7 separate regions of the Mus musculus genome follow, and regions 2, 3, 4, 5, 6 and 7 are each linked to region 1. The links are chromatin loops, found by intact Hi-C in ENCODE. Cell type or tissue: left cerebral cortex. All regions are shown on one strand. Region 1 holds the start of n-TVcac6 (a tRNA gene). Region 2 holds the start of n-TDgtc4 (a tRNA gene). Region 3 holds the start of Klhdc9 (kelch domain containing 9). Region 4 has its middle 9.9 kb from the start of Dusp12. Region 5 holds the start of Nit1 (nitrilase 1). Region 6 has its middle 24 kb from the start of Alyref2. Region 7 overlaps Ndufs2 (NADH:ubiquinone oxidoreductase core subunit S2).

Region 1 (4,000 bases):
CACTGAAGAGCTGCCATCTGGTCTTGGACCTTGACGCTTTTCAGAGCTTTGTTTTTGCTTAACTCGTTGTAGTTCATCCTACAAACAAAGTATATTACTGGATAGAAGTGTGTCCTCTTCCCTCTGTCTCTTCTCTGCCTCTCTTTTTTCTCTTTGGCCAAATTAACTGAGAAGGACTCCATTCTTAAAGTATGTTAATAACTAAAGTATACTGACTGAACCTCCTAATTGGGACACCTGAGAAGAGTCAGCTGTGAAGACAGCGCTGGAGCTGGTGAAACCACCTGTGTGATCAAAATCTCTGTAATGCGCCTGCTCTCTGAAGCCCAACGAATAGGGAGTAAATAAATACACCTACTCTTAGGGACCAAGTCCATGGAAGGAAGGGCAGGAGGACGGGCGGGAGGACGGGAGTGGAAATGTCTGGTTGTGTCACGTGATGCAGATTCACCGGATGATTTGCTGAGGAACGACCTGTGAGAGGACAGTGCTGCCTGGAGGTTGTATAAGTAGGACTCAGAGGACAGTCACAGGACATTTGAAGAGGACCTCTATCCTATTAAAGCTATATATGTCAATCCAATCTTTCTAAGTGATTTTTTTTTCTGTTTGTTTCTCCGTGTAGCCCTGGCTGTCCTAGAACCTGCTCTGTAGACCAGGCTGACTGCGAACTCCAAGATCTGCCTGTGCCTGCCTCCTGAGTGCTGGGATTAGAGCTATGTGCTACCGTCATCGGGCTCTGTATTGATTTCTAAAGTGTAAATGTTTCCAAAAGAGTGGGATCAGCATGTGCTTGGACCAGATTCCCTGAGAAAGTATGTCCCCTAATCCTACTAAAAGTGGCTTAATGTGATACATTCTTTGGTGTTGGTCTAGGGCACCCCTTGGAAATAGCTGAGGTCTTTTCACATTTTACACAGCCTCGCACAGTCAGCTCTTCCCCAGGGTTCTCGCCTTTCTTCCTCATCCTTCATCCATGACTCTTAGCTCCAGTTCTCATTTCCTTTGTCCTCTATCTTAGCAGAATGAAATTTACTCATCCACTGACTTTCACTTTTATAATATGTAGGGCAGCACAAATACCTGCTGGTCTCAAAAGTTACGCTGCGCAAACAAAAAGCCCAAACGTCTCCCATTACGTATTATGGCTATTTTATTTTTATTTTTGTTTTTTAAGGGGTGGAAGGGACTCATTCTCTTTGGTTGCCATGGCCTGGAAAGGCATTGCTCCTGGAGATACAGTAGACATTAATACTGCCTTACAGAAGGGTCTGAAGAGCACTCTCGTCCACCATGGCCTAGCACTGAAATTCGTGAAGCTGCCAAAACCGTAGACAAGCACCAAGTCCGTCCTTGGAGCATGCACCCAAGTGTGCAGAGCCTGTGTATGTCGAGTTGGAGGAAGACCTTCGTGCTAAGCCCCCAAATCAACCTAAGGCTGACGAGGAGAAACTAGGGCAACGGGCAGGCCTCTGCAGAACCGACTCAGTGGGAAACCCGATAAAGCGGTCGCATGCAGTGGTTAAATAATACGGCCAGGGATGTCAGCGAAGAGTACCTCAGATGCAAGAAACGAACAAATAAACATTTTGACTCATTAAAAACAAACAAACAAAAACGTAACGAGGAAGCCTGGGAAATGCCTTTTACATTTAGGTTCAGGGTGCTTTTTCATTGTTTCAGGCCGCCTTGGCTCGCTCCATTTTTCTCCCGTCGCGCGGCACAGCACATGCTGGCCGCCAGGTGGCGCCCTATACTCATCAGCCAAGCACTCCTGGAGCGCCGCAGGATCTGGAAAGCTGCGCCTATTGGTTACGGAAGCCTGGCTGGCGCTCTTCCCCGAGCTTCTGGGTCCCCGGCGGAGTCTTAACTTTTCTGGCAGTTTTCTTTGGGGGCACCGTCTAAGTCCCATGCGTGAGAATCATTTAACAGCTTCAGAGAGGAACCTGCTTGTTGGTTGACTAAATAGAATTTAAGAGCCAGAAAAGAAACAATTCACTTCAAGTGCAGCTCATATAGGTCAGCTTGCCAGCCAGTTTCCGTAGTGTAGTGGTTATCACGTTCGCCTCACACGCGAAAGGTCCCCGGTTCGAAACCGGGCGGAAACAGCAACTTTGTTTTTCAACCTGTTTTTTCAATCCTATAAAAAGATCTAAAGAGTTTACAGTCAGAACCTACAAACGGATCTGACCAAATTACACGTCTCCTGGACCATTTCGAGGGCTGGATCAGCACAGCTAAAGTTACACGAACGAAGGGAGACTGTCGACAGTGAGCTGGTCCTCCCAAAGAGACCCGCAAGTATTTATGTCTTCCTTCAGCTTCTTCCAGAAGGCACTGTGGAGTCGTCAGTTCATACTTCTGTCCCGAGAAGGGCTCCGATCTTTTCAGCAGGGATTGCCTCATATTCCTCCTCTCCAGAGTTTATAACCTATACTGAGAGCTATCCCGCCGCCTGCTACCCCGTGATTATCTTGTTTTACAAAGCTCCCATCTCTATTATTATGCTTGCTTCATAAGCATGAAAACTTAAGTTCAGACTCCTAGCATTCACTAAGAAAGCCAGCGCTCCCCGCTGGAAGCTCCAGGGTAGCTGCTTCTGCAAGCATTCCCTAGCCCGTATCTGCGCACGCCACTTGCTCTTTCATTTGGAAACCTCACCAGGAGGACAGCGTGCTTCCAACTTTGGACTGGGAACTTTGGCTGCCTCAACAACGCTTCCTTAGTCCCTTTATTTAACTTATTTTTAATGCATATGGTTGTTTTGCCTGCATATATGCATGTGCATCACGTGCAATCTAGCGTGCGCAGAGACCAGAAGAGAACATCGAGTCTCCTGAAACTGGAGTTAAAGACATTGGAGCTGCCATGTGGGTGCTGGGAACCTAGTCCTCTAGAGGGGCATCCAGTACTCCTAATATAGTACCTTTTTTTTTTTTTTTTTTTTAAGACTCACTATGGGGCTGGAGAGATGATGGCTCAGTGGTTAAAAGCACTGACTGTTCATCTATAGATCCTGAGTTCAATTCCCAGCAACCACATGGTGGCTCACAACCATCTATAATGGAAACCAATGTCCTCTTCTGGTGTGTCTGAAGACAGCTACAGTGTACTCATATACATAAAAGAAATAATTAAATCTTAAAAAAAAAATCCCCAGAGATCTTCTTGTTTCTGCCTCCCTAGTGCTGGGATTTAAAGGCATATGCTACTCTTCCTGGATAATTCTCACTTTTGCTCGATATATACTTAATAAACTCACTCATCCAAAAGTGAAGGATGATATAGAACACAGGTTCTCACACTGTCGTCCAGACTGGCCTTGAACTCAAGATAATAGATAATCTCTTGTTGTTGTTGTTGTAATATTTATTTAATGCCAAGTCTGTGATGGCCTATTCTTAAATTCGAGGCAGGACACTCCAGAACACAGAGTGAAAGCCACATACTAGGAGTCAGGAGGGAGTCAGCACTGTGCTGTTACTGTGAGTCTGGCCATCATCCGATGTTCCATTGAGGATGGATGAAGACTGAGCTGCAATCTGACTGTCACCATAAATCATACACTAACGTCTAACCAGACCCTGACCTTGACCTCCTCCCCCCCCCCCAGTGTATTCACGTATTCAGCCATGATTAGGTTGCCTCTTATTGGACTTTGTGTTGGATATGGTTTAAAGTGTGTCCCCCACACACAAACGTTTGTGGGCTAGAAGATTGGTCCTCCGTGTGGCTCAGTATTTAGATATTAGAAGCATTAAAAAGTAGCCCTGATGGGGCTAGTGTTTAAGAGCACTGGCTACCTTCCAGAGGGTGTCAGCACCCACAGGGAAGCTATCCTACCCCCTCTTCTGGCCTCCCTAGCACCAGGCACTCAGTTTGGTGCAAAGACATATACGTGCAGGCAAAACAACCATACACATTAAATTAAAAATAAAAAATAAAAGTAGGGCAGAGTAAGCTACATCATGAATGTATTTCTTGAGATAAAGTTGCTATT
Region 2 (4,000 bases), 74 kb before region 1:
CCTTGTTGAGGGAGGAGTGTCATTTGCAGGTCGTTTCAAAAGGCCATTCCCAGTTAGCTCTCTTCTGGTTATGTCTGTGAATCTGGATCTAAGCTCTCAGCTATTGCTCCAGTGCTGCACCTGCCTGCCCACTGCCAGGCTGCGTGTGACAGCCATCGAAGAGAAGGAGGAGGGAGAAGAAAGGAAAAGAAAAGAAGCAGTTAAAAAGAACAAAAACAACAAAGAAAGAAACTGCCGAAGAAAGCCAGCATAGCAGGAATCACAGCGTACACCAGGACTTAAGTACCACCTAATTAATTAGGTGTCTTTCTAAATGGTTTTTATATAGTAGAGCAAATACAGATACTAAGTCTTCATACAATATTCTAAAGGCTGAAAGTTGAAGGAGTAAGTCCCAGAAAGGAGAGTCATAGGAGGGAAAGTCAACTTGGGGGGGGGCGGGGGGGGGGAGAGAGAGAGAATGAATCTGAATTGCGCTTGTGCTAAGGAGTATTTTAGGACAGCCAGAGAACGTTATCCAGGAAAGACTAAGCAATGAGCAGAGATTAACAAGTGTTCTCACCAGAGAGGACAGAAAAACACTGGAAGCAATGTAAATGTTCGAAACTGAGAGACTTAGTCAAGAAACTATAATGTAGCCATATAATGAAATAAATGATTGAAGGAATGTTTTAAGCTAACATTCAATAACTGTGGAAATAGAACAATTCTAAGTAAAAAGGCATGTAGGTGTTTTTGTTTGGTTGGTTTGGTTTGGTTTGGTTTTAACATCGGAACTCGTGAAATGTACAACACCGAACGAGCAGTTCTGTGGGTGCTTATGCCGTCAGTATAGTTCACCGCTGTAACAAATACGGCAGTCAGGTGCCAGGTGTTTCTAGTGGGGGAGGCCACGTGTGCGTGAGCAGAGGGAGGAAGCCAGAGTCTCTGTAATCTCTCAACTTCACTATGAAGCAGAGGCAGCTCTAAGACGCAGCCTTATCAATAGCAAGCAACATGCACAGTTTTATCCCAACTTTATATTCAAAATGTGCTCCACTCATTTCCCCCCCCCGCCCCCAGACACACACACAAAACACCCGAGAGAACTGGAGATGCGGCTCAAAACAGGGCATTCACCTAGCATGCAAGAGACCCTGGACTGGAAGAATAAATGCCAGAGAAATATTGAGCAAAATGAGAACAGGTGTTTCCTTCATGATGAGGGTGGGGTGCCTTTTATTTATTTATTCATTCTCTATTTTTTTCTGAAAGGAATACATAGTGTAGGAAAACAAATATCTTTTTTTTTCTCCAAAATGAATATATACTATGTGTGGGGTTCTTTTACACATATAGTCATTTACACTCAAAAGAACCATTCAAAAATAATGTCTCAACACAGAGGCGGGGGCCAGACAGAGACAGACAGGAGAGAGCTGTACCATAGAAAACAGGGAAAATCCACTGGAAATAAATAAATGGTCAGAATAATTTTGTTAAGATAATTATGGTGTCGTTATATAGCTTAACACAATGAAGTGATTAAAACAAATGCTGAAATTGGAGTTTTAGAATATTGAACAATTTGAGGTCAAAGAGTTGAGATTCAAATTCTTTGACTATATAGTGCACATCCTTCCTTGCGCCGAACTGGCTTCTCCGGACTTTAGTGCTGCAAAGGGTCTGTCCTGACCTTCAGACCAGTGCTCTTTCCATGCTAGGTTCAGATAGGACATTTTTGTTATTCTCTGTCATCGCCAGAAGGGATGGCTGTTTCCCAAATCTACACAATTGCAGTGTGGCAGTGAAAAAGAATTCAGACTTGAAAACTTGGTCCAGCCACTTTCCTATGGTGCGGCAAAGATGGGAATCGTCGTGATGCCCAGTGTTTTAAAAAGCGTGAGAGTGCCATAGCCTCGATACAGGTAGGGTTAAGAACCTGCGCATACTGAATAGCTGCTGCACCTTTTTCACTAATTTGGTTAGAGAGAGGTTCTTGAAATATAAACTCGGAGCTTTATTTTTAAAAGTGATTATCCTTCTTTTATTGGAAGATCAATCAAAGATATAAATATAGAAAATAAAAAATGGATTAAAAACTCACTAGTCTCCCCGTCGGGGAATCGAACCCCGGTCTCCCGCGTGACAGGCGGGGATACTCACCACTATACTAACGAGGACAACCATGATGGGCTCCCTAAAGTAGCTGCTCAAGAAAGATATTTGTAAGCTATTCATGGTCCTTGGATGTTATCAAAATTTTGCTTTCATGAAAAAAAATGTATCTATCTGCTAATTTCCAACAGCCAGTTTAAACAGCAGAAAGGAACAGGTTGCCAGTTAAAATCCGCCGGTCACAAAGCAAACCAAGAAAACACGAAAGTGAAAAAGAGATTGGAAGGAGGAATCACAGGAGTGGGAAGGAAATGCAAGAGGGCTCCAGGTGAACGTAAACAAGTCCTTTATATACACGTGAGAAATTATCGAAGGACAAATTTAGTCAATAACAAAGAGAGACGTGATAAGTTTAATAACTCCTATTTAATTTAATACATCCAAAATATTATTTCAACATGCAATTAATATAAAAAATTATTAACTAGATTATTTTTCTTGGTCTTCAAAGTCGGCAATGTATTTTACACTCAAATTTTAATAGGAAGAACAAGTAGTATCTATATAGAGTTCATTAAAAATATATAAATCAAAAATACACGTATGACTGTTTCCTACTTTAAGTTCTTCAGTAGCTGAAATGGGTAGCCATTTACATTTTTATTTAATTTTTTCATTAATGGCTCCATTAATTATTTATTTTTAATTAATTCAATTAAAATAAAATTTTAAAATGCGATTTTTACACGTACTGGTCAGTTTCAAACGTTTAGTAACTGACGGCTACAATTTGAGCGTCTCAGTTACGGAGCCTTGTTTGTGCAAGGTTGAGATTCTGACAGAACATCCTGGATTCCAGAAGAACCCAAAACAGAAGAGATGAAATGAAAATACCTTTAGAACCTAATACGGGAAAATTTAGGGTTGATTTCATTAGAAAGCATAAAAAAAATTTTAACTTTGCGTTGGCCGGGAATCGAACCCGGGTCAACTGCTTGGAAGGCAGCTATGCTCACCACTATACCACCAACGCAGCACGGCGACCGCTTTCGTTTCGTCTCTTTAATAGAAGGAAGAAATTTACTGAGCATGTTTGTATCTGTTTTCCGCAAATTTAAAAATGGATTCCGTGAGAAAATTCGGCGTCAACCCAGAAGGAAATATTTCCTCCGCTTCTCGCCCTGTTCACCGCCTGACGTTCTCGGTTCCAGGCTCCGCAAACGCTCAGCGCCTCCAGGCAGCTCCCAAAGTCCACCCGGCACCGGTTCCATAAGCGACTTAGAACGACCGGTGGGGAGGAGAACTGGTCGCTAAGAGATCATCTGCGGCCTGACTCGGCCCCTCTGATAAAAAGAAAACCGAAAGGTCCCAGAAGAGATGGATGATGGAAGGTTTAAAGAGATGCGGAAGTAAGAGATAAGAAAGATCTGTCCGCTACTTTCACTTGTTTTGCTTTGCAAAAACGTTCCCGGAGAGTTCGTGTTTCTTTTTATCTGGAGAAATCACAGATGGCGGCGTCATCGCCATTTAAGGGTATTAAAGCCCTTATAAAAATGTATGAAAGCCACACTACCATGTGTCAGGATGGCCGAGCGGTCTAAGGCGCTGCGTTCAGGTCGCAGTCTCCCCTGGAGGCGTGGGTTCGAATCCCACTTCTGACAAATACTTTTTCCTTTTTTTCCCATCATAATTGAATAATTCATATTGGTATCTTTTGGTAAAAAAGAAAATTAAAAAAATAAATAAAATAATTCCCATCCTAAGATCCCTTAATTTACTACAATTATCTCAACTCTTTCGTTGCTGAACCAATGCTAGCAAACATTTGTAAGCATGAGGTTCTCTCTCTATCGCCTTGCCTAACCCCACCACCAATTCTAATTAAGTAATTTGCTATTTATGG
Region 3 (4,000 bases), 250 kb after region 1:
GCCCACTGCTCACAAGCCTTGCAAGCTGTTCCCTCAAATGAGGGGCAACTGGTTGTTCCTCCTTGGGCGAGAAAAACAAGAAGGGGTTGTCTGAAGGGTTTGCTTATTGAAGTTTTAGTCCTTTTCTACTTTATGTGAGTAGCTAATACCTTGATTTTCCCAGGGCTCCATTGCCCTGCTACCTCCGGTCCAACTGAGTTGCAGCCCCCAAAGAGCAAAAGCTGATGACCCGGGTGCGGCCCAGCAGTTGGCAGCAGGGCAGCACAGTGGCCTGATCGTGAGGTTGTGTGGCAGCCTTCTTCTTTGTAGCTGTTGGTACACAGAAAATCGGGCCTGAGTTTGGTTTTCTGAAAAGATTCAAGTGTTCTTTGCCAGAGAGCTCTAGTGAAAAAGAAAATCAGGCTTGGGGCAGATAGAGTTAAGCAATCTTGGATTCCAAGACAGAAGGTGCTATGGATAGACTACCAATAAGTTTATTTAGGTTTTGTTTTTTCTAGAATATAGAGAAAACAAACGAACGTTTGGGGGCAAAGTTGCAGTACCAATAAGTTCGGGTCCTGTGGTCCAACTTTAACGTGTAGATGCTTCCGTAGCGTCGCTGAGTGTGGGTACCACCCTCTCTGCCAGACACTCGCAGCTCCCCGTCTGAGAGGCGAGTGCAGGTGTGGCTGCTGAGGCCAGCAGGAGGGCAGTTGCCAGGGTTCGCAGCCCATGCTTCCCACACCTCTCTCTCCGTGTCCAGCGCGGCCACCGTGGATAAGCGACGTGACCCGTCCCAGCCACCCACCACGCAGAGCCAACGACCTCCCACCAGTGCCGCGTCGTGGTGGCTGCGAAGGGGACTACCTCGGGCTACCAGTCGCACCGCTTGGCCTACAGCTGGGTCAAAGATCACAGTGTCGTTGCTGGGCACTCTTGCACCACCTTCTAGGAGACCCCCTACCAGATAGAACCGTCCTTCCAGTTCCGTGCATGAATGGAAGGCACGAGCCAGAAGCACGTCTCGCGCCACTGGCCTCCAGGTCCAGGTTGAGCCTCTTGCTCGACCGAGGGTCTGCACCCCAGCCATGGGCCAAGGGAAGGGGAGAGCAGCTCGGTCACTTCGGGTCGCACTCCTTCACGAAGGGCCCAGCACTTCCAAGCATAGACTAGCTTCCCCTCCAATAACAGCACAGGTCTTCACCCAAACCACCCCTTCTCTCCACCGCCGTCGCCCAGCAACCACTGCAGGGACTACAGTGCGACCGCTGCAAACTGAAGGTCGCAAAGCGCCTGTTACCTTGGAAACAAGAGACCTGGTTAAGCTACCGCGATCTTACAGTGATGTCGTCAGGGGAACGAGATGTGGGGAAGCCAGTAAATATCCTAAAGGATTTGGGCTCCGAAAGGCTAGAAACCGGCAGTTCGTTAGACGAACCCAATAGCCGCTAACTAGCCTGTAATTATGACGTTTGAGGAAGGTGTTGGTGGTAGGATGCGTGGAGGCCGTGTCTTTTTCTTTATTTTTTGCTGCACGGTTTCCAACTTGGAATCTTCTCTAGGGATGAGGTAGGAAGGAAACAAGTCAGAAATCAAAGGTTGAACTTGGACTACGTTGCTTGGGATTCAGAGACTTGAGTAGACTTATTCCGCGATCCTATTTATAAAATGGGTTGTTTGTGATAAAAATTCTTGAAGGTGCTGAATGGATGGGAGAGTTCTCTCTGCTCTAGCCACTGGAGGGCAGTAGAGTCCAGTCTCAGTGAGAGAAGCGACAGGAGAGAAAGGTGCTAAGAAGGGACAAGGGAGAAAGAGATGAGTTAGGGTGGATGAAGTGGGAGAGGAAAAATAGGTTAGGCATATCTTGGACAGTTTTTCACTACTTAGTCCTAGGATGAATAATTATTTCATCTTGACTCATTAGAATAATATAACACATTAAATGGAGGCACCGTGGAACTCAGGATTAAGGGCAGGGAGTTTCCCCTGATAAGATCCTGGGCAGAAGCTGCCCAACCTTAGAAGGTGGGTGGGGGTGAGATGGGGAGGAGAGAGACACGGACTCCTGCCCCTCCCTGCTCTCTTCCTTTTAGTCAAGCTGGGTTACTGAAGGCCTAACTCTGCCCTCGCAGGACTCAATGCAGAACGAAGAGGCTCGGATCAAGGCAGGCTGACTGGGATCAAGGCAGGCTGACTGGTTTCTGCTGTAGGAGGAAATGCAGATTTCTACTTGTCGCTCCAGCTGGGGTGGAGCCGAAATAGGATCTTTGTCCCCCAGGCTGGGCTTTGAGTGGGAAGGATGGCTGTCACTTGGGCCTTTGGTTTCTAAACATGAACTTGCTCCCAACCAGACCACGGATAATGTCCAAGGTTTCAGTGGGAATGATCACGTGATTCTGAGGCGCAGGCTCACACTGGGCCTTTTCCCTCCTGGTCCCAATTAGATCTTGAGAGAGAACTACGTGGGGAGGGTGTGCACACATGGAGTAAAGAATTGAGCCTGGGGGCTGGAGAGAAGGTTCAGTGGTTAAGAGCACTGGCTGCTCTTCCAAAGGACCCAGGTTCAACTCCCAGCACAGCAGCTCCCAACTGTCTGTAATTCTAGTTCCAGGGAATCTGACACCCTCATACCGGTAAATGCACATAAAATAAATTAAAAACAAACACACACAAAGGCTTGGACAGCATCTCAGTAATGCAAGTCCCGGGACCTGAGTTCCATTTCCAGAACTCACACAAAAATAGCTGGACACAACCGTGCGGTGGTGGCACACACCTTTAATCCCAGCACTCGGGAGCACAAATAATAAGAGAGATAAATAGTTAAGTTTCCTTAGCATTTATTTAAGAATAAAGACTTGAGTGTTTTCAGTGCTTATTTAAGCACAGAACAGTAATAAAGAGTCAATAAAGAATTAAATTTTGGCCGGGCAGTGGTGCGCACGATTTTAATCCCAGCACTTGGGAGGCAGAGACAGGTGGATTTCTGAGTTCGAGGCCAGCCTGGTCTACAAAGTGAGTTCCAGGACAGCCAAGACTATACAGAGAAACCCTGTCTCGAAAAACCAAAAAATATATATATATATAAATAAATAAATAAATAAAATAAAAAAATAAATTAATAAATAAATCGTTGGGCCTGGGCGAGCAAAGATCCTAAAAATTCAATTCCCAAGAACCACATGAAGGCTCACAACCATCTGTACAGCTACAGTGTACTCACATACATAAAATAAATAAATCTTTTTTTAAAAAATTAAATTTTAGCTTTTCCAACTTGGGCTGGTGGAATGGCTCCAGCAGAGAAGGATGGCAAGAAGGACCGTTTGGCCACCAACAAGGTGGTTTCCCGAGAATACCATGGAATGGGCTTCAAGAAGTGTGCTCCTGGAGCACTCAAAGAAATCCAGAAATTTGCCATAAAGGCAAATGGGACTTTCATGGGCATAAAGGAACACCAGATGTACGCATTGACACCAGGCTCAATAAAGCTGCCTGGGCCAAGGGAATGAGGAGTGTTCCGTATCGCATCTAAGTATGTTTGTCCAGAAAACAAGCTCTCCACATTGGCAACTTATGTGCCTGTTACCACATTCAAAAATCTATAGATGGCTACTGTGGATCAGAGTTAACCTGCTGCGTGTCAAACAAAGCTGCAGAACTGAAACTAAAACAATTAAATTTTAGTGCTTATGGAAGCCCAGACAGTAATAAAGAGGTAATAAGAGTCAAGTTTCCAGCACTTATTAAAACACAGAGCAGTAAAGAAAGTTAAGTCTCCAGTGTTAAATAAAAAACAGTTATGCAGTTTAATAGAGCACAGAGAATTATAAAATAAAAATGAAGCATAGAGAGTTAAAAGGAAAAGAAGCCAATGGTTTTCAGCCACAGAACGAGTGAGAGAGTGTTGTTTCCAGGTGCCATCAGCTTCCAGCATCCAGTACAGCTAGAGAGAGTTAAAAGGCCTGAGATCGGACTGGCGAGATGGCTCAGAGGTTAAGAGCGCTGACTGCTCTTCCAG
Region 4 (4,000 bases), 220 kb before region 1:
TTAAGTTATTTAAGGAGTTGAGGAAAGAAAGTCTGCTTTCAGCTGGGTGTGGCACCACATCTGCAATCCTGGCACGTGGAGGCAGAAGGATCAGAAGTTCAAGGTTTGAAGGATATTTCTCCAAAGAAAATACACTGAAGGCAGTAAAGGCCGTGAAAGATACTCAGCGTTGCTAATCACTAGGAAAACCTCCAACTGTGACAAGATAAGATCCCATATATGAGATCAGCTACGATAAGAGACAATAAATGATGAGGGCATGAAGAAACTGAACTGTTCTGCATTGTTGCAGGCAACGTAAAATGATGAGCCTCTGTGGAAAATGGAACAAAATTAAAAATGAAATTAGAATCCAACGCAGAATTGAAGGTAGAGCCTCAAAGAAATACTTTAATACTCATAGTATTTAAATCATTCATCATTGCTAAAAAGTAGAGGCAATGGCCACTAGCAAATTAACAGGTAATTCAACAGGCAGGTAGATAGATAGATAGATAGATAGATAGATAGATAGATAGATAGATAGATAGATAGATAGACAGAGGATAGACAGACAGATGTTCACATGCACACAATTATTCTGATATAGAAAAGAGGAAATTCTGACATAGTTCGGTGAGCATTAAAATAATTACTTTGTTGAAAATAATTGGACCAAGCCAATCCTAATGGTGCATGCCTGCAATCCTTGCACTCAGGAAGCTGAGGCAGCAGGATCACAGTGAGTTTGAGCCAATCTGGGTAAAAGAGAGCACGAGGGTCGAGGCTAGGAGGAAATTGGGAATTGTTATCTGAATGGTATAGAGTTTCAGATTCACAAAATGAAATGCTCTAAAAATCTGAACCTTACACTTTAAAGTCATCAAAAGAGAACATTTTCTATTATATGGGTTTAACAAATATTTATTTATGTGTGCATGTGTATGTCTGTATGTGTGTGTGTGTGTGTGTGTGTGTGTGTGTGTGTGTGTGTGTGTGTGTGTGTGTATGCTCTCCAAGAAGAGGGAGTAAGTTTCCCTACGGCTGGAGTTGTGGGCCATGTGAGCTGCCTAATGTGGGTGCTAGGAACCAAATTTGAGTGCTCTAGAAGACCAACAACTAATCAACACTGAGCCATCTTTCCAGCCCTTGTGTGGGTTTTAAAACTCACTGTTTTTAAAAGTAGTCGTCCTTTTAGTAGTGGTAGAGCATGTTTAGTATTTTCTAGTTTGTTCAGACCTGATTACAGAGTTTCTCTCCTCTCCCCTCTCATTTGTTTGAGACATAGTTTCATGAGTCTGTTCTCCGGCCTCCAACTAGATATGTTGACGTCAATGACCTTGAACTTCTGATCCTTCTGCCTCCACAAGCTAGGGTTGCAGATGTGTAGTGCCACACCCAGCTGAAAGCAGACTTTCCACAACTCCTTAGAACAAGTGTAAGGTGTAAGTGAGGGGGCGCAGGAAAGACACTGGTGGAATGGCTGCCCCATCGTATGGTAAAGGGGAAGGGTGTGTTATGCATAAGAAAGAAAAAATACAAAATATTCATTCAGCAACTGGAAGAGAAGAGAAAATAGCAGGAGACAGAATAGTTGAGAGATGGGGGCAGTAGGTGTTGGAGGAGGGGGGAGGTAGAATTAGAGAATAGCTGGGGACAGGGGGTACAAAAAGAGCAGAAATCTGAGAAGGGCCGGGATGCTAGCTGGACCTTGAAATGTATAGTGAGTACTTGTGGGTAGAGACTGAGCGATCCTGAGTGCAGCCACATGTGTAGGTCAGTGGAGCCGCAGTTCCTTCTGACTGAGGTAAGGGAAATGGCTCCTCTGGCATAAGGGAACCAGTTTGACAGTTCCTGAGAAATGCTGGCTTTTTTCTAACCACCAAAAATCTGGCTAGATCTAGTTTGAGCTCATTCCTGAATATGTGGACTGCCTGTGAGGTCTAACATAAGGTCCTTCAAGAATGGAGCTAATATACATATTTAGGTTGAATACTCCCGGAGCCTGGCATTGACTTCTTGGAGCTGATTTTAATAGCATCTCTCTTTGTACTTTTAGACACTAGATGGCGCCATTCACCTTTATGCAAGATATCACTTTCCTTCAACTTAGATGTGATAGCTATTTTTTTAATCTTACTATATTTAATTTTGTTATACATTTTTAAATGAATGAAAACCTACCTGCTAGTTAAAGGTTAACAACAGTGGAGTGACACTGGATATATCAGTCACTCCAGGACTGGTCTCATGTTGACCAACAAACAATGGAGTCCAGGTTTTTTTTTGTGTGTGTATGTTTTTATTTAGCCAAAGACTTTTGTTTTGCTTTTGGATGTGTGTGCTAATTTTGTTTTCTTGGTTTCTGGGGGGTTGTTGTATTGGGTTTTTGTTGTTGTTGTTGTTTTTGTTTTTGTTTTTTCGAGACAGAGTTTCTCTGTAGAGCCCTGGCTGTCTTGGAACTCGAACTCAGAAATCCGCCTGCCTCTGCCTCCCGAGTGCTGGGAGTAAAGGCGTGCGCCACCACGCCCAGCTTTGTTGTTGTTTTTAAGAACTTAAGGTTGGGTAGGTAGGGAGAGAGAGGGGAGCTAGAAGGATTTAGGGGAGGGGAAGAGTCTGATCAAAATAATTTAATTTTAAAAATGATTTTAAATAATAAAATATAAGAATAAATCAATCTTATTCCATACCATAAATAGGTAATTAAAAGATGTATTTGAAAATAACGTCCTAATAAGTGTCAGTATATGATGGGTATTCATAACCTGTTAAGCAATGGTATGCACATGGAATGGTGCAGAGCTGAACCACAGCTTCTCTTTTATCGAACTTTAACAATTACTCTTGTCCAATATTCTTTCATTAAAATGCTAGATAATGCCAGGTAGTGGCGGTGGCATGGCTGTTACCTCAAGCATTCAGGAGGCAGAGGCAGGAGGATCTCTTGAGTTCAAAGCCAGCCTGGTCTATGAAGTGAGTCCCAGGACAGCCAAGGCTACACAGAGAAACTCTGTCTTAGGAAACCAAAAAAGAAAAAAAACTGCTAAATAATCCCCACCCCCTCCAGAAAAAGAAAGAAAAAGAAAGGAAAGGAAAAAGAAAGAACGGAATTAACAACTTTCTGAGCTCAAGGAAAGAAATGCTGGTTTTTGGGTGGGATCTCACTTTCTGCCAGCTAAGGGCAGGGGAAGACACTCTTCTTAGAACTACACACACACACACACACACACACACACACACACAAACACACACACACACACTGTTTATCTGTTTATTGCATCATTGTTACACTATCAATCTTGATAATGCTTCTCTCTTCCTTCCTCTCCTCTCTGTCTCCTTTCCTTCATTTCTTTTGAGACAGAGCTGACCCTAGCTGTCTGGGAACTAACAGGCTGTGTTAAACTGTGATCCAACTGATCTCCAAGTCCTACTGCCTCAGTCTCCTCAGTGCTAGGGTCACAGGGATGGAAACATGACACCTGGCTGTTTGATAAGCACTAAACAGCAGTTTTGCTAAGAGATCAAGTCATTCAGTGTGAGGTGGCTTGAATATTTCGAAAGCACCATTTTATCCAATGTGGCTAATCATATAAGGACACGCATCACCCAACACTCTCACATTTTGGTTGCTTCATTTTCATCTTTAACAGTAAGTACTAACTTGTTGAAAATGCACCTCTCTGCCGAGCAATTAGCAAAGAAATTTCCCCTCTTTTGTCCCTTCACCTCTCCATCACAGACCAAAGTGAAGTTCCTCTTTCTATTTTCAGCAAATTGCCAATGGTGTACTGGTATCGAGTTCGGTACCAGTAAATGTCAAGTTCTGCTATTTTGTTCTGTTCTTTCTGTTTTCTTTTTCTTTTTCCCTTTTTGTTTGTTTTGTGGTTTGTTTTTTTTTTTTTTAACATAGCTTCTTCTCTAACCTCAGAACTCATTATGTAGCCTCTGCTGGCCTCAAACTTGTGACTTCCCAAGCGCTGGGAATCCAGGTATAAGCCACCATGTCTGCCTGCCATGT
Region 5 (4,000 bases), 230 kb after region 1:
AACTAGAGTTAATAACTAACTCTTTAACATGACTCACACCTAGCTAAGAAATGAATTTCCTCACCAGATGAAAAGGAAGAAAATCAAGTAGAAAGGAGGAGTGTTTGTGTTTTGTACTTTTGAGATAAGGTCTCCCTGTGTAACCCTGGCTGGCTTAGACCCACAGAGATCTGCCTGCCTTTGCCTCACAGTGCTGAGATGAAGAGCATGCACCACCATGCCCCACTCTTTGAAGGTGTGGGTTGCTTTTTTGTTTTTGAGACAGGGTTTCTCTGTGTAGCCCTGGCTGTCCTGGAACCCACTCTGTAGACCAGGCTGGCCTCAAACTCAGAGATCCACCTGCTTCTGCCTCCTGAGTGCTGGGATTAAAGGTGTGCACCCCCACTGCCCAGCTTCTATTTTGTTTTCTTTTTTAGTCAAGGCATGCTGGCTTTGAACCTGTGGCTATCCACTGAAGTGCTTGGATTTAGGTTTGTACCACTCTGCTCCCACTACTAAAAGTAAGGTTAAAGGAGGCCTATATGTTATGAAGAGGCATTCTCTTACCTCCCAGTGGGCTGGACCTGTAACAGATCCAAAGGCTGAAGGATAAGTAAGTATTTCTGCCCCAGCTTGAGCCAATTTCAAAGAAAGTTCAGGGAACCGCATGTCATAACAGATTGCTAGACCAACCTGAAATGAGAAACAACCCACTCATCTTCCCTGTCCCATTCAACAGAACACTGAGTGCCTTCATTAGCCTGCACCAATGGGGGGTGTTACCACTTTTCAACATAGTCCCATTTCCTTTCCAAACTCCCACCTTGCCAGCCGGTGTCTTGACAGGTGGCTCAAGAGTGCCTCCAGGCTTGGTATAGTTGCTTTCTCTCATCGGCCCCTGACCTGGGATCTCTACATCGCACAGATGTGTCTTCCTGTAACTGGCCACTACTGATCCTAGAGAGAGAGAGAGAGAGAGAGAGAGAGAGAGAGAGAGAGAGAGAGAGAGAAAATACTCAGTACAGACACTCTACAAGTCCAGCTTAGCTCTTCTCCCAAAGAGTAACTTGTAGGCTGAGAACAGAAGCATAAAACCCCAAGGCCAAGCAGTTGAGAAAGAAATGCTGAAGATCTGAGTTGAGGAAAGGTAGAGAAGCCTGGGAAGAGGCAAACTAAGGGCTATGACGTCTCACCCTTGCTGTTCAAAAGCACATGACAATTGTAGATTTTCTGATTCTGCTCCCAGTCTTGGCCACGCTCGTGGAAACCGCCCAAGGACAGCCAGATTCCACATTCCCTGGGGGGGGGGGGGGACACGACACACACAACTCTACCCCCTCTGTGGCAATCCAGGAACACTGCTCAACAGGGAGTTCTACACACACAACCCCCCCCCCCCCAAACCCTACCCTTGTACCTGGCAAGCTGGCTATATTGGCCCAAAAGATCCCCATTCAGTGGTTCGGACAGGAGTAATGTCTCGGCAGGGTTTCGTGCAATAAAGTCAAATGCCTCAGGCAGAAAGGCCAGGCAAGCACCCAGTCTGGCAGCCTCTTGAACCAACTCAGCACATGTTTTAAAGTTCTCTTGCTTGTTTGGTGTTGATGTTACCTGGCACACAGCCACCAGGGGCAGCTCCCAGGAAGTTGATGAGGACATGGTTCTGGGCCTGTGAATGACACAGGCAGTATCCTCAGATTTTCTATCTAGGAGAAACTCAGAGGCTCAAGTGGGGGTGGAGCCAGAAACTTTATTTTCTTTTGACTTTTTTCTTTTTTGAGACACGGTCTTTTGTAGCCCAGACAGGCCTTTCTATGTAACTGGGGATGACCTTAAACTCCTGGTTGATCCTCCTTTTTTTCGAGTGCTGGCATTACAGGTGACCCCAGCAACTTGTTTTCATTCTTACAGAGCATAATAACCCTAGAGCTACTGGAGTTCACTCATTACATGTTTGGAGATATCTTTGTCTCCCACTATGAAGTTAATAAACACGAACTAAGCAGCTATGCGCCAGAGAGAGAACATTACGAAATATGTTACCTGGGCTGAGTACAAAGTACTGGGGTTCGAAGTAATCGGTATCCGGTACACAGGAGTTGGTGAGGAGGCCTGGTGATGAAGCCCAGCCTGAAGAAGGTGAGAAATCAGGACACCTAACCCTCTTTCAAGCCGTAAGTTTCTAGAATTCTCTGCCATTTCCAGGCCTGGCCAGTAATCCCCTCCCCCAAGGCTTCGAAAATACTTTTTACTACTAGTAGCTAGGAAAAGATATAAAATGGGAAAATGGGAGAGGCGACTATGATCGGTGCCTTAATACCTCAACTTCCAGTGATCTCACATTAAAACTGAAGCCCTTTTTCCTTTGCCAAACGTTTCCGCAGTTCAAGTCATCTCATGGAACCTTCCTCGTTTCCCCAATTCTCTTCTCGGCTGTGCCACCTGCACAGCTTTATAGACTCAACACGTATCTTTCCCCTTATACCCGAATCTCAGAAGGAAAGTTCACCCTCCCTAGATCTCCACCATCTCATGGTGGGTAGATGGGTACAGGACCAGATCCCAACCCGAGCCCCCGCCCTCTGATTAGCGCGTCCTTCCCCGCCTCTCCCCCCCGGGCAAGAATCTCTGTTGCACAAGTTAAAGCATCGCAGGTGGAATTCACCGCAGCGGGCAGGGTTTGGGAGTAGGTCCTACATGAAGACACAGCCAAAACCATTCACGGGGTCGGATCTCAAGAGCTGCCAGGAGCCAGGAGCGCAGGAGCAAGTGGGCGGTAACCCCCCGGCCGGATGTGACGCAGTGAGAGTGCGCAGGCCGGAAAGCTTGCAGGTGGGGAAGATGGCGGACAGCAGCGGTCGTGTGGGCAAGAGCGGCGGGAGCGGCGCGGGGAAGGGGGCGGTGTCGGCGGAACAGGTGAGGAGCCGCGAGCGCACAAGGCACCCGGGGCGGTGTCGAATTCGTGTAGAAGATAAGATTTGTGGCTCGAAGGGGCCTTTAGTCCTTTCCACGGTCTCCATGGGCACGCACGGGGGAGAGGGGGTCTCTGGAGGTGATCACGAACCTTTCTAGAGCCTGGGTAGGTAGGGGAGAGGCACGCCCGCGGTGTGGGTGGGTAGTCAAGGGAGAAAGCCCTGAGCTGCAGGGTCTGGGAGGGTTGGCCAGGTCTCTGAGAAGATGGATCGTAGTTTGCCCCCTCTCCGAGGTACCCTAAAGAGCGTATGGTGTTTGGCGTGGCATCTAGTAACGAATTCCAAGCTGTTCTTAGTCAGTGAGTGGCTTATGTAGTTCATGGCTCAAAAACCGTGTTCACCATCACCAACACGCTGCAGAGCCACGTGACTCAGACTCTGAGCAGTTTAGTGTTCCGTAAATTATTTTGACTAAGGAGTCTGTGGTTTGTTTGTTTGTTTGTTTTGTCTTGGAGGTGGGGATGAGGGTTGCTATAGGGTCGGGTCCGGCCTTGGCTTTTCCGGAATTCACTTTGTAGACCAAACTGGCCTGGAAGATCCGCTTGCCTCTGCCTCCCACATACTGCGATTAAAGGCTCGGATTATTTCGTCTTTGAGACACGGTCTTACTAAGTGGCCTACGCTGGCCTCGAGCTTGCTCGGTGTGCTCTCTTTGCAAAGATTGACTTCGGAAGAGGGCAGAACCCACCCCCCACCCCCTCTCTCTTTCTCTTTCTCTCTTTCTCTCTTTCTCTCTCTCTCTCTCTCTCTCTCTCTCTCTCTCTCTCTCTCTCTCTCTCTCTTTCTTTCTTTCTTTCTTTCTTTCTTTCTTTCTTTCTTTCTTTCTTTCTTTCATGTGTGAGTACACTGTAGCTGTCTTCAGACACTCCAGAAGATGGAGTCCGATCTCATTACGGATGGTTGTGAGCCACCATGTGGTTGCTGGGATTTGAACTTTGGAAGAGCAGTCGGTGCTCTTAACAGCTGAGCCATCTCACCAGCCCCAGAAGAGTAATTTTAATCATAGGTACATTTGTCAGTTGGTTGTTGAACAATTCCTACAGGTAAAA
Region 6 (4,000 bases), 370 kb after region 1:
CTAGCAGCCTCGAGCAAAGGATGTAGACCTTGAGCTAAAACACAAATTCTTTTCTACCACAGTTTTTGACCACTCCTCTCCTTGGGGGAATGTGTCTTTGGGACCTGGGAGAGATGCAGGGGCAGCAGCAGCAGCAGCAGCAGCAGCAGCAGCAGCAGCAGCAGCAGCAGCAGCAGCATTCTGTCCCAGAGGAAGCATCCAGATGTGATTTTTCTGAACGCAAATTTGAGGGCCTTACTTCTCACAGTGCTTTCTGAGGCCTCCTCTAGTTTGTCTCTACAGTGGCCCAATGGGCAATTAATGAAAGCAAAAAGTTTAGGGTCCAGCCAAGCACCCCATTGATTTGGACATAGCATATGGGCGCTTGAGAGTTTCGTGTTTTTGTTTGTTTGTTTGCTTGTTTGTTTTGTTTTACTTTTAGATTCTAATGTATGTTTATCATGTGTCCTGGTTCTACCTGTTAGCTCAGGTGAAATAGCAAAGAGGGAGTCTTGGGCCTGAGCTGGGAAACCCTGGAAGTGGTGTGTGCTGGGGTACTGCGTGAGTGTGTGTGTGCTTGCCCGTGTGCATATGTGTGTGCATGTGTACAGGTGCGTTTCTGTGTGTGTGTGTACGTGTGTAAGGGCGTTACTGTTATTCTTCCAGTCACACGGTGCACCCAGTCTCGGCCAGTTCCACCAGCATTTCTGAGATCTTCATTCTACCACCTGAGAGTAGAACCCGGACAGACCGGTTCTGAGGTACAGAGGAGAGAGAGGTCTGAACCGGAAGGGAAGTTTACTCAATTCAGGCAAGGCAGCGCCCTGTGCGTTGCAGGGTGGGGCGGGGCACGGGAGGGTGGAGGCAGCCCTGCCTGCTAGGCAGGGCTGTTGGCTAATTATCTGTGGACGAGGAGAGAAAACAGAGAGAAGGGATTGTGCGAAGCCTTACTTAGGGCCTTTGAGATGGCTCAATGGGTCATGAGCACCCGAGACTGATCCTCAGAACCCAGAAGCAGGCAGGAGAGAGCGGACGCCACAAAGGTGGGCGGTGATCGTGGACACGCATGCGCACACAGGCATACCTTTTTAAACTTGATGTTGACGTTATGGAATGTGCTTAAGGAAGCTGCTGTAGAGAGGATCCCTCTCCTCCCCTCCCCGCTTAATATCTTGTGCTCTCTCCTTTTTTTTTTTCTTCTTCCCATACAGGGTTCACTATGTAGCTCTGCCTGGCTTTGAACTCACGGGGATCTCTGCCTCTGGAGTGTTGGGTTTATTTTGTTTTGAGGAAAGATTTTCTCTGGCTCAGGCCTTGAACTTGGTCTGTTGTAGAGGTTAGCCTTGAACTGTCTTTAAAAAAAAAAAAAGTAGCTGGGCGTGGTGGCGCACGCCTTTAATCTCTTTAATCCGGAGGCAGAGGCAGGTGGATTTCTGAGTTCGAGGCCAGCCTGGTCTACAGCGTGAGTTCCAGGGCAGTCAGGGCTATACAGAGAAACCCTGGTTCGAAAAACAAAAAAACAAAACAAAACAAACAAACAAACAAAAAAAGTGTCTGCGTGCATGCACTCACAAGTGTTCAAACACTCGGGGGAATTCTTACAAGGTATTAGAGGATCCACGACCTTTACTTAGGCTCTGGGGCTTGACCTAAGGTAGTCAAATTTTCTGAGCTTTACCCACTCACTCAGCCACCTAGCCAGCTCCTAAATGTCTGCAATTTAAACCACTTAGTTAGAGATGGCTCGCTCAGTGATTAAGAGCACTTGCTGTTCTTTGGAGTATTCTCCATCTGTTGTTACTGCAGTTCCAGGGGATCTGATGCCCTCTTCTGGCCTCTGCAGGCACTACATGTACAAGGTCCATGTCCATACTTGTAGGCAAAACATTCAGATATATAAAATTTAAAAGTGTTTAATGGATTTTAATGATCTGCATATGTGTGTCTGTGTGTTCCTACTGTTCTTTATAACAATATGGTAGTTTTAAAATTATTATACAGGGTGATGCATAAAGATTATACACCTTTAATCCCAGCACTCAGAAGGCAGGGGCAGGAGGGTCTCTGAGACTTTGAGACCAGCCTGGACAGCCAAGACTACACAAAGAAAGAAACTCTGACTTGAAAAAAACAAAACAAAACAAGACAAAAATCTTGCTAGGTTGTGCTGGCCTGCAGCAGTTTAGGGATCCGTGGTAGTTTAGCTTTCGGAATCACCCTGTGAACCTGAGTCCTACTTATCCGTAGTAAATGCAGAAAGAAGGCAAAGAATCACAATTAAATGGCATTTAAACTGAGAGTCCACTTTTTCCGGTGTTAATATTCAACAAAACAACAATGAAAAGTCCCCAGAACTACATCGCTAAACTTCACCCATCCCAACTCAAACAAAAAACCGGGGAATAGTGTACCTTTATCTTGAAGGTGTTAAGTTTTGGAGGGGACTCTGCTGGTGTTGAAGGTGTTAAGTTCTGGGGGGACTCTGCCTGTGAGCGGGCTAGTAAGTAGTCACAACCTATTTGGGACCCATTAGAACAGCTTGTGTCAGTGGCCATAAAATTGTTCACACCCTGAAATGCAGTGATGTCTCTCGTGGGAACAAGCCCCAAGGAGACAATTAAACAAAGCAAGGGACGTATGTAGATCCACGTGAAAGGCATTCATTGTAGCGTGATCCGTAAAGTAACGAGCTGGAAGGAAACCAAGCTCTGCACAATACGCAGATTGTTAAACCAGAATGTGGAGACCGATGGAGACTTATCCAGTTATTGAACAATAATTATGGAGAACACGTAGAAACATTAAAATATTTATGATTTGGGGGGTATATGATTATTAAATAAAAGGAGAATAACAGCTAGGTACGGTGGTGCCTGCTGGGGACCCCAGCACTCGGTAGAAGGGTGCAGAAAGATGAGTTGTTTTAGTTTGGACAATAGAGATAAACTATATATTTGTTTTCTCTTCTTTTTAAAAAAGTTTCTCTCTGGTTATTGAAACTTGATAATCAAAGACCAGAAAACTCTCTGCTGCCATTCTATACGAGGTTATGTGGGTATAGTAATCAGCACAGGTCTCAAGAGTTTTTGGAAAGAGTGGAGAGCCACATCTCCCAGAATAACTAATTATTTATTTTATGTATTTATGAATTATTTATTTTATGTTCACCGTTGCTCTCTTCAGAAACACCAGAAGAGGGCATCAGATCCCATTGTAGATGGTTGTGAGCCACCATGTGGTTGCTGGGGATTGAACTCAGGACCTTTGGAAGAGCAGTCAGTGCTCTTAACTGAAGAGCCATCTCTCCAGCACCAGAATACAGGCTTCTTGAGAACTTAGGTCTAAGTCCACTCTTTCTTCCAGGTTCTCTGGGTGCATCCAGCAGCAGTGTAATGAGTCCCAGTAATAGATTCCCCCACCTGGACACACTGAAGAAGCTCGGGGAAAATAAGTTGATCTAATAGCTGGCCAGGGGGCTAGAGACATGGCTCAGTGGTCATGAGCACTGGCTGCTCTTCCCAAGGACCAGGGTTCGATTTCCAGCATCTCTATAGCAGCTCACAACTATCTGTAACCTGTTACTGTAGCTCCAAGGGATCTGATGTCCTCTGGCCTCCATGGTTCACATATATGCATGAATGCAAAACACCCATACACATAAATAAATCACACACACACACACATATATATTATATAATATGACAGGAAAAAGCCCTAGGAAGTTGAGGTCAACTATGATGTTCATGGAGAAGGCCAGGCAGTGGTGATGAAAGACCCCACCATAAGGCTTAGCAAGCTAGCTGCAGTAACGCCATTTTGCAAGGCATGAAAAAGTACCAGAGCTGAGTTCTCAAAAGCCACAAGAAAGTTTAGTTAAAAAATAAGGCTGAACAAAACTAGGACAGGGGCCAAACAGGATATCTGTGGTCGAGCACCTGGGCCCCGGCTCAGGGCCAAAAACAGATGGTACTCAGATAAAGCGAAACTAGCAACAGTTTCTGGAAAGTCCCACCTCAGTTTC
Region 7 (4,000 bases), 130 kb after region 1:
TTCCCTGTCTGCCTCTGGCCACCCACAACCCAGAGGCTCCCTCCCCCGCCCCCCTCACCTTAGGAGCTTCAATGGCAGTATATGTGGCTCCTGGAGGAACTTGGTAGCCCTCTGTATACAGCTTAAAGTGATGAATTAGTGACTCCATGGACGTCTGAAGGAAGGAAAAGGAAGCATCAAGAAACCAGATCCATCTGGCTGCTGGTGGTGCACACCTTTAATCCCAGCACTTGGGAGGCAGAAGCAGGCAGACCTCTGAGTTTGAAACCAGCCTGGTCTACAGAGTAAGTTCCAGTACAGACTGGGCTCTACAGAGAAACCCTATCTAAACAAAACAAACAACAGAAGGAAACCAGATCCAAGCTCTAGCCTTGGGCTTTCCCCTGAGAGACAGCAATCTCTACCTTCAGAGAGACTATCAGCCCACATGTAGGTCAGGGAGAGTAAAGGTGGAATATACGGTGAGCGCTCGCTGTGAGAGGCTGAGTCTTAGCAAGTTAAACAGAAAAGTGGGATTTAATCCGAGCTCCATTCTCCGCGGCTACCGGCCCCTTGCAAAGACCCCCCTGCTCTTCCCTCCCCTGAGGCCAACCTTCATCTCTGCTCGCTTCGGTGGGGACACTTTGGCGTCATCAACCTTGATCTCCCCGGGAGGCATCTTGTTCAGACACTGCTCAATGATTCGCAGGGACTGGCGCATCTCCTCCACACGACACAGGTACCTGAAATGATGAGACAGACTCAGAACAAGAGAAAGCAGACCGAGGGGTGAGCAGGAGTCTGGATGGAAGCCTCGGGAGACCTGAAACATGGTCAGTAAATGGTCCTCAGTTTCCCCTGGCACAGTCTCTCTGCTTGGCATGGTTGCCCATACACATCCCGAAGTGCCTGGATTCTACTGGTAAGTCCTTCTCCAAATCACCTCTCTCTCTTTTCTTTCAGAAGGTGGTCTGTACTTTCCCTCCTTACCCTCACTCAGAGTTTGGACTGCAGAGTAAGGGAGTTGAATGGAAAGATAAACAAAGAGACCGGCAGCAGCAAATCTTACTCAGGGTCAGTAAACAGGAAAAGCGCTGGGTCAGAAGGCTTCGGACTCCAATCCAGACAGGCTAATCCCTAGCTTATGCTTCAGCCTTCTCGGCTACAAATGCAGTCCAAACTAGTTCTAAGATAGCATGGAGGCACACGGGGTGGGGGTGTGGGTGTTGGGGAGAAACTGGCGGTCTGATTTGGTATATGTGGTGGTGAGGGGCACACTGGGGCACACTGGGGATTGTGACTGCTAAAGACACACTCTACCAAGTCTAACACATTCCACGGGCTCCTACAGATACTAGGAAACAGAGCTCAGAGAAGTCAGGCAGGAATGAAGAGCTGAGCCATGATACGAATCTTACCTATCGTAGCAGTCCCCTCGAGAACCGATAGGAACATCAAACTCCACCTGGTCGTAAACGTCATAGGGCTGGGTCTTCCGCAAGTCCCACTGGATGCCTGAGCCTCGGAGCATCACCCCACTATAGGGCATAATGGGCATAGGACCGTCCTCCGCAAGAAAGGACACGCATGCCTCCCACCTCCCTCCCACCCCCCACAACAGAGGACATGCATGCCTCCCATCTCCCTCCCCACATCTGGCTATGGAACAGAAACTCCAGGCATGGAGAGGACAGCACCAAACACACCTGAAACAAGACACTGGGCTGTACACCGGGCTGTACCTCTACGGCCTCTCCTACCTGAATCCATAGTTAAGTGCGTCTTCCGCTGTTACAACCCCAATGTCGACTGTCCTATTTCGCCAGATTCTATTGTTGGTCAGCATCTATGGACGGACAAGTCCAGTGTGCTGATATTCTTCGTGACAATCTCTAAACGCCTCTGTACTTACGCTCTGCTGGGTACTAAAACCCCACCAGCCTTTCTGGGAGATAAAGGTATCTTTCTCGCGTCGAGTTCTGTCTCACCTCCTCCACCTCATCAATCCGAAGAGAGAAGTTCTTGGAAAACTCATAAATGTCATCCAGAAGCCCAAGAGGTAGGTCCTAGAAGCCAAGTGGTGATCCTGTCACAGCACCGCTTCTCAAAAGGCCAGAGCTCCGGCAGCCCACACTGCCCTCCAGTGGTGGCAGAGGAGAGAGGCCAGAGAGCAGCTCACTCACCTGGTGCACTCCTCCAGGTCGGATATACGCCGCGTGCATCCGGGCCCCAGACACCCGCTCATAGAACTCGAACATCTTCTCTCTTTCTTCAAACATCCAGAAGAAAGGAGTCATGGCACCGATGTCCAGGGCATGTGTGGTGACAGCCATGATATGGTTTAAAATCCGTGTGATCTCTCCAAAGAGCACTGTGAGACGGAAAGACGGGGAGTGATGGAAGGGGCTGGAAAGATGGCTCAGCGGCTGCAGAGAAAGGCGTTTGCTAACAAGTCTGGAGCCCACATGGTAGGTAGGAAGGAACCGACTCCCCAGAAGCTGACCTCTGACCTCCCCACACACGCCTTGATGTATACTGTTTCACATTTACGCACACACAGTAAATAAACAAATATATATTATCATGGGTGTTTTTTTTTTCTTTTTCTTTTAAAGAAAGAAGTATGTGGGAGCCGAGGGCTCATCGTACAGATCATTCTGGGTAGAATCTGGAATCTAAACATCACAGTTGAGTCCAGGGCACTTAAGATGCCCGTGTTCGACAGTGGACAGCAGAAATAAACATACCTCGGATCCACTGTGCCCGAGGAGGAGGTTGGATGTTTAGCAACTTCTCCACAGCTATCGAATAGGCCTGTTCATTACACATCATGGACACATAGTCCAACCGGTCAAAGTATGGAAGGGCCTGGGGAAACAGGGCATCAAGGTCACATCTAACAGACCAAGGAGTCCACTGCTGCTAGAAACCTTCCTCATGACAGGCACTCAAAGTTAGTGCTTACCTTTAGAGCCTTCAGCTAAGCAGGATGAAATGTCCCCAAAATCACTACCATGATGATTTAAGACTAGCGTAAAATGTTTACAAACCGACTATCTAAAATGATTGGAGATTTACCATTACTTTGATTTATCATGTTGACAATTTCCATTGTAAAAATACTCTTACCATGGCCAAATTTTAAGTTATCAAAATGTAACTAAACACACCCTTGAAACACACAGCCCAAAATCATACAGTATCTTCTGGATACAGATCAACTGTGTCTATGGGTTTGAGGCCAGCCTAGTCTGCTTAGTGAACTCCAGGATAGCCAGAGCTACATAGTAAAACTTTCTCTCAAAACAAAATGGCAAAACTACACATATACAGAGAAAGAGAGACAGAGACAGAGACAGAGAGACAGAGAGAGAATGTATAATCTAATTTCTAATAGTAACTTCAGCAACTAAGTCATAACATTTCCTAAAATTGCATCCTCAGCCTTCCAAGCCCGTGTAAGTTGACTTCAGCACGGAAGCCTTTCAGAGAGCGCCTTACACTTCTTTCTCCTCCTGGTCCCTTAAATCCGAGACTTGGAAGGGGAAAGGGAATCAGGTTTATAGTAACTTTAGCCCAGAATGTCAAGAAAGCTAAGTCCCAGCTGCCTACTAAGTCAGGACCAGCTTCCAGGAAGAAGGCGGGGTTAAAATCCTCCCTGGGACAGCCTGTTCTGGTCCTGGTGTCACTAGTGACGCAGGACGATGCTACAGGAGTTAACCCATGAAAGCTGGGACCTAAAGCCACCACTGCTTTGGCTCCCTGGAGGAAGTCACAGAGCTGAAGTCACAGAGCTGGGTCTAAGCCCTTTATCCCAGGGCCTTCCTTCATAACAGTAAGAAAAAGAAAAAGAAAAGAAAACAAAACAAAACAAAAAAACCAACCAACCGACAAGCAAACAAAAACCACCTTTAGAATCTATTCCAGATCCAACTCCTTCCAACCCGACCTTCAACTATTTAGGTCACACAGTTCTTCTACGACGGCAAACTCTGTCACAAACCTCCTCCGGTCACTCTGA

The links. Peaks named below come from ENCODE experiments on the same cell type or tissue, not always from the same donor. Only the 100,000 strongest peaks of a DNase experiment are listed, where the experiment ranks them.
Region 2: a loop joins it to region 1, with 4 times the contacts of the local background. A loop is called at or near these places in 19 of 42 quality-filtered maps.
Region 3: a loop joins it to region 1, with 2.9 times the contacts of the local background. A loop is called at or near these places in 8 of 42 quality-filtered maps.
Region 4: a loop joins it to region 1, with 4 times the contacts of the local background. A loop is called at or near these places in 13 of 42 quality-filtered maps.
Region 5: it touches region 1 in a loop (4-fold over the local background); 10 of 42 quality-filtered maps call a loop at or near these places.
Region 6: it touches region 1 in a loop (2.1-fold over the local background); 8 of 42 quality-filtered maps call a loop at or near these places.
Region 7: it touches region 1 in a loop (3.0-fold over the local background); 29 of 42 quality-filtered maps call a loop at or near these places.

What each region holds. Positions count from the first base shown.
Region 1 is chr1:171,109,408-171,113,407 of GRCm38, forward strand. It overlaps n-TVcac6 (a tRNA gene), which reads left to right and starts at 2,036; the gene lies at 2,036-2,108. In left cerebral cortex, a CTCF peak has its summit at 1,745 (motif pointing right); DNase peaks (open chromatin) are centred at 1,766, 2,032 and 2,571; H3K4me3 peaks cover 1,791 bases; H3K27ac peaks cover 1,520 bases.
Region 2 is chr1:171,034,939-171,038,938 of GRCm38, forward strand. n-TDgtc4 (a tRNA gene) reads right to left here and starts at 2,162; the gene lies at 2,091-2,162. It overlaps n-TGtcc2 (a tRNA gene), which reads right to left and starts at 3,130; the gene lies at 3,059-3,130. n-TLcag3 (a tRNA gene) reads left to right here and starts at 3,676; the gene lies at 3,676-3,758. In left cerebral cortex, no CTCF peak of the experiment used is centred here; DNase peaks (open chromatin) are centred at 34, 1,863, 2,163, 3,150 and 1 more place; H3K4me3 peaks cover 2,925 bases; H3K27ac peaks cover 487 bases.
Region 3 is chr1:171,359,593-171,363,592 of GRCm38, forward strand. It overlaps Klhdc9 (kelch domain containing 9), which reads right to left and starts at 1,206. Exons shown (of 4, transcript NM_001033039.2): 1 at 543-1,206; 2 at 150-309; 3 at 1-61. The coding sequence starts at 1,069. In left cerebral cortex, CTCF peaks have their summits at 1,716 (motif pointing right) and 3,991; DNase peaks (open chromatin) are centred at 792, 1,291, 1,689, 2,044 and 1 more place; H3K4me3 peaks cover 2,116 bases; H3K27ac peaks cover 2,562 bases.
Region 4 is chr1:170,893,422-170,897,421 of GRCm38, forward strand. No RefSeq gene overlaps it. Among named protein-coding and RNA genes, the nearest start is that of Dusp12, 9.9 kb to the left of the region's middle. In left cerebral cortex, a CTCF peak has its summit at 2,048 (motif pointing right); a DNase peak (open chromatin) is centred at 2,028.
Region 5 is chr1:171,342,892-171,346,891 of GRCm38, forward strand. Nit1 (nitrilase 1) reads right to left here and starts at 2,754. Exons shown (of 7, transcript NM_012049.2): 1 at 2,677-2,754; 2 at 2,023-2,109; 3 at 1,397-1,648; 4 at 1,173-1,276; 5 at 803-936; 6 at 547-672. The coding sequence starts at 2,678. It overlaps Pfdn2 (prefoldin 2), which reads left to right and starts at 2,784. Exons shown (of 4, transcript NM_011070.4): 1 at 2,784-2,895. The coding sequence starts at 2,821. In left cerebral cortex, no CTCF peak of the experiment used is centred here; DNase peaks (open chromatin) are centred at 1,589, 2,219, 2,768 and 3,272; H3K4me3 peaks cover 2,045 bases; H3K27ac peaks cover 1,333 bases.
Region 6 is chr1:171,477,400-171,481,399 of GRCm38, forward strand. No RefSeq gene overlaps it. Among named protein-coding and RNA genes, the nearest start is that of Alyref2, 24 kb to the right of the region's middle. In left cerebral cortex, CTCF peaks have their summits at 1,819 (motif pointing left) and 3,144 (motif pointing right); DNase peaks (open chromatin) are centred at 996 and 1,796; H3K4me3 peaks cover 288 bases.
Region 7 is chr1:171,236,548-171,240,547 of GRCm38, forward strand. Ndufs2 (NADH:ubiquinone oxidoreductase core subunit S2) reads right to left here. Exons shown (of 13, transcript NM_153064.5): 4 at 2,727-2,847; 5 at 2,163-2,350; 6 at 1,968-2,045; 7 at 1,740-1,825; 8 at 1,398-1,517; 9 at 593-722; 10 at 59-154. Among named protein-coding and RNA genes, the nearest start is that of Fcer1g, 4.2 kb to the left of the region's middle. In left cerebral cortex, a CTCF peak has its summit at 2,139 (motif pointing left); a DNase peak (open chromatin) is centred at 2,123.